2 separate regions of the Homo sapiens genome follow, and region 2 is linked to region 1. The links are chromatin loops, found by intact Hi-C in ENCODE. Cell type or tissue: ovary. All regions are shown on one strand. Region 1 overlaps PAXBP1 (PAX3 and PAX7 binding protein 1). Region 2 has its middle 6.1 kb from the start of EPCIP.

Region 1 (2,500 bases):
CAATTATTACCCACTTCACCTTAAACCTGGTCAGGCTCTCCCTCTCCTCTTCTACAAAGAGGGACAGGCTTCTCTTCATCAAAAGAGCTTTCCCACTTGACTCCATTGGTCCCTCTAGTTATTGCCTAGTCTCTCTCTGCCAAACTTCCCAAGGAAGCAGTGTGGACCTGCTGCCCTCTACTTCCTCTCCAACTTTTGTGCCTTGACCCTACAAACAGCCTTTGATTTCACCCAACCTAACCCAATGGCTGCAGCCACGGCTAATTCATATATGATAGCATCATCAAGCAATTTAGCAAAAGATGTTCCTTCTTCCAAACATCTCTGAGGGCACTGGGTCTGGCTGGTGGGCCACTCCCATCCATCCTGTCAGAAGCCCTCAAGAGAAACGCTGGGCAATCTTGCCAATAGCCCCTCCTTGGTCCTCACTTTTCCTGACTTTTCTTGTACTAGTTCACACAAGCGACCATCATCTTCCTGAAACATTCTTCTCTTTTCCTCTTTGGCCTTCCTGATTCTTTTATCTCTTTGGTAAATCCCTTCCTCTACATGTAGGCTTACTAGAGTAGAAGTCTTTGGTCTTCAGGAATTTTTCCTTTATATACGGCTCCCTCATCAATTCCATTCACCTTTAATTATCACCGCAATAAGCACCACCCCCAAATCTACATCTCTAGGTATTCACTGACTACTTCCACTCAAATTCAAATTAAAAAGAGAACTCATTATTTTAAGAATATCAGAAAAATGGGGTTCTCAAGTCAATACCGTGGTTATTTTGAAGTTAATTGTCTCTGCCTACTATAGAGGGTTGAAGGTAGGAAGAGTTCTGGATTGCCAATTAATGACAGACCTTCATTTCAGTGTTACCAATGACAACCTACAATACAATCAGACTCCGCCTTCAGAGGACATTAATTGGAGTTATCTAGTGAGTGGAGTATCAGAATTCAATGAGGATAGAAGGATGGAAGAGGTCAGAGATGGCTTCATCAACTTCACACTTGTTTCAATTTCTAAACCCAACAATAAATGGCAACTAATATGGTTTGACTATGTCTCCATCCAAATGTCAACTTGAATTTTATCTCCCAGAATTCCTACGTGTTGTGGAAGGGACCCAGGAGGAGGTAACTAAATCATGGGGGCTGGTCTTTCCCGTGCCATTCTCATGACAGTGAATAAGTCTCACGAGATCTGATGGGTTTATCAGGGGTTTCCGCTTTTGCTTCCTCCTCATTTTCTCTTGCTGCCGCCATGTAAAAAGTGCCTTTCACCTCCTGCCATGATTCTGAGGCCTCCGCAGCCACGTGGAACTGTAAGTCCAATTAAACCTCTTTTTCTTCCCAGTCTTGGGTATGTCTTTATCAGCAGCATGAAAACAGACTTAATACAACAACCATGACAACAGGCCTTTCTCAGTTGTCACTTATCCTGACCTTTCTTTTACTCTCATCATATATAGTTGGTCTCAAGAATTCTGAGGAAAATAAGGCAGTTTCCTAGACTCCAAAATAACCAGTTCTCCTAAAAACATTCCTCCTTCCACTTGCCTTCTCTATTCCTATATATAATTATTCATAACCAAGACACCCTATGGTTTGAGTGTCCTCTCCAAAACTCATGTTGAAATTTAATTGCCATTGTAACGTTATTAACAGGTGGGGCCCTTAAATGGCAGTTACAACATGAGAAGGTGAATGCCATTATCCCAGGCTCCTGATAAAAGGATGAGTTTGGCAGGATATTCTCTCTCTGTCTTGGAGACTCACCTGCCCTTCTACCATGTTATGACAACATAAAGGCCCTTAGTAGATGCCTGTGCCATGCTCTTGGCCCTCCCAGACTCCAGAACTGTCAACCAAATAAACTTCTATTGTTTATAAATTACCTAGTCTGTAGTATTGTTACAGGAGCAGAAAATGGATTAAGACACTCCAGGACAAAAGTTCAAATTTGACTCTTTCTTTTAAATCCAATATGGCAAAGTGTATATTAAGCCTATCAATTCTTCCCTTGGAATGGTTCTCAAATCATTCTTTCTTTCCACTTCTCCCCCTAAAACAACAGAAAACATTTTTAACTCATCCAGAATTTCCTACTAAATCAGTAGAAGCCTTTACTCTTGCTCAACTGTGAGACCTTTTTAAACCCACTATTAATGGATCAAAGCTGGCCCTTGAGTTTAAACTGCTTTAGGCCTCCAATCTCTCCTCATGCTGCATGTTAATACCAGGCTAAAGTTTCAAAACGCATTTATCATGTCACCATCTTGGCAAGCCACTGTAGCAAATGTAAACCCTTACTGGATACTGAACATCCTTCACAATCTGTCAACGTATCTTTCACATGAAACTTCTAACTACTTCCTTCACAAATCATCTACTCTGACCTGTCAGGTGTACTTGTTCTTTTCCAAAACAGCTTTAGTCATTTTAATCCTTGATCATACCCCCAATACCTTCCCTTTCGGAATTTTAACTATCAAAGATCCATCTTC
Region 2 (2,500 bases), 52 kb after region 1:
TTCCATCCACCCTCAGCTCCCTGCCCTGCTGCATCCACACTGCCCTGACCCCTACCGAGGTGACCCCTACCTATGACCTTTGCCCTCTGCAAAGTCCACTCTGGGTCCTCTCATGGTCTGCTTCCTCAGCATCCACTTTAGGGTACAGGCACTCATGGAGAAAATGCAGAGAACTAAGAATTCCTAATGCTTGGTTTCCTGAGAACCCCTGATGTGATCCCGGAAGTCTTCCAGCGGTTCTGGCCCAGTGGCTGCAATAACTCTTCTCCACTTGTGTCAGATACTCACTGCTGTCACAGCATCCCTGGCCTCGTGAGAAGGCCTTGCATCTGAGAGGAGCCAGGAATCGTACCAGGGCTTTCTTACCATCCTGCTCACACCTATATACTCCTTAGAACATGAACATCTTGGATCAGACACCTCGTAAGCACTGCCTCAGCTCCTTTCAGCCACACCTGTCTTTGATTCCAGCCGCCACTGTAGTGACAGTTCTGCCATGAGCCTGACCAGCTGCATGTAGAACTAACTTGCAAGCACCTCTCACCTCCCATCCGAAGCCTTCTCTGTCATCTCTGCAGCCTGGGACAGACACTGCAAACACTCCTTAGTAGTCTCATGAATGCAACCTGAAGTTCCGGGGACTTAATGCCTCCATGGAGTGATCCTTTGACCAATGGGGGATTCCTCCTTTCTCAATCCAGGCAGACAGTCCTGAGATGCGTGCCTTGTGGCTTCTCAGGTGGTTCACAGAATCAAGCAGTAACTTACCTTGCGCTGCCCCTCACCGCTTCCCTCTCCCTCACTCTTGCTTCTAGGGATAGCAGTTCCCAATACAGTGCTTGCATATATGTATATATATGCTTTTCTGATGTTCTACTCTCTGGGAAAATCAGGCTAAGCCACATTCTTTCTTCTTTCCAGATTCTAAAATAAATTCTTCTACCTGTGAGCTAAAAGCAGCCCTTCCCAACTCCTGCGTTTCTTCTCTAGTGATGGCCTCATCTCTTCCAATAAGTAGAATCTTGATCTTGATAGTTTTAAGAAATGTATCCTTAGAGCTTCGAAAATCCCTCTTTTCAGAGTACCCCTCATATGGAATTACCTCCATAAAATGATGGGAAGAATACCTGAAGCATCGAAGTGATATCTTCAGTCCCTTAGATGGTTTTTAAAGAACTAAAGTAGTCATCATACATCATCTTAGTGGCGACATTACCCATGGGCTTATCTGAATCTACAAAGCAGCGGAGTCCCTCTCACTTCATGATAGTTACAGCACATACGATTAGCAGAGAATAACAAAGGCATGATATGATACAGATGTTGGGCAGCTAGCGAGGCATGCTCTCCAAATAAGTGACTCACTCTTGTGCGGCAGTTCCTCAGCGGATGTGATTCCAGTGTGTGCCTTGGCAAAATTTAGAAATTACAACATGGTTTGGCCCATAGAGGTTGATGACAAATGGTAAGAACCATAGAGATTAAAGCATAAATATCAGGAATATCCTGTACTTTCTATCTCTTAATCCCTGCTGTCTGTTCTTTGGACTTCAGATGTGCAAGGCCTCCTCATTCTGAAATGCAGAAAGTGTCACTTGACTCTGTAGTGCCACTTAGGTGTCATTTCACTGTTGCACAGATCTACTGGAACTTCACTCTCCAAGTCCTCTCACAACTTGCTTGGCCTTACTGTACTTCTCTTATTTGTGGCACCTGACTATTAGCCAACCTTTCCTTGGTCTTCCACTGTCATGCATGATTCTATAACTTTTTCCTGGTGCTTATAATATTATTTTACTGGTCACATCCTTTCTATCTCTCTCTCTCTCTCTCTCCCCTTTGGGCTCTTCTTTCTCTCTCTCTTTTTTTTTTTTTGAGGTGGAGTCTCCTTCTGTCGCTCAGACTGGAGTGCAGTGGCACCATCTCAGCTCACTGCAACCTCCACTTTCCAGGTTCAAGCGATTCTCCTGCCTCAGCCTCCCGAGTAGCTGGGATTCCAGGCAAGCACCACCACACCCAGCTAATTTTTGTATTTTTAGTAGAGACGGGTTTTTGCCATGTTGGCCAGGCTGGTCTTGAACTCCTGACCTCAAAGTGATCCACCCGCCTCGGCCTCCCAAAGTGCTGGGATTACAGGTGTGAGCCATGGCACCTGGCCTATTTTTCTTTTCTTGAGCAGCACCTAAAGTGTTGTCCTTAACCCTGCTCTTCTTCATGAGTTCTAGTCACTTGTTTCAGTTATATGAAGGTCACCCCCGCTTGGAGAATAAACTCAACACAGACTATTAGAAATAAGAGGGCTGTCTTATTGACACTTACTTGTAATCTATCCTCAGTTTGAATGCTTCCAGAGATGAAAGGCTTGCCTCCTCACACAGCAGCATTTTTTTCATTTTTGGAGAGCTCTATTATGTAAAATAATTTCTTATGTATGGCTAAATCTGTCTCCTGGGAATTTTGAGACATTGGCTGTTTTTCCGCCCTTAAGAGTAACACTGAA

The links. Hi-C counts contacts between places; a loop is a spot of excess contacts. Peaks named below come from ENCODE experiments on the same cell type or tissue, not always from the same donor. Only the 100,000 strongest peaks of a DNase experiment are listed, where the experiment ranks them.
Region 2: it touches region 1 in a loop (5-fold over the local background); 17 of 110 quality-filtered maps call a loop at or near these places.

What each region holds. Positions count from the first base shown.
Region 1 is chr21:32,766,448-32,768,947 of GRCh38, forward strand. The region is part of intron 2 of PAXBP1 (PAX3 and PAX7 binding protein 1); the gene reads right to left. Among named protein-coding and RNA genes, the nearest start is that of PAXBP1, 4.1 kb to the right of the region's middle. In ovary, no CTCF peak of the experiment used is centred here; no DNase peak of the experiment used is centred here.
Region 2 is chr21:32,818,525-32,821,024 of GRCh38, forward strand. No RefSeq gene overlaps it. Among named protein-coding and RNA genes, the nearest start is that of EPCIP, 6.1 kb to the left of the region's middle. In ovary, no CTCF peak of the experiment used is centred here; a DNase peak (open chromatin) is centred at 1,357; H3K27ac peaks cover 1,231 bases.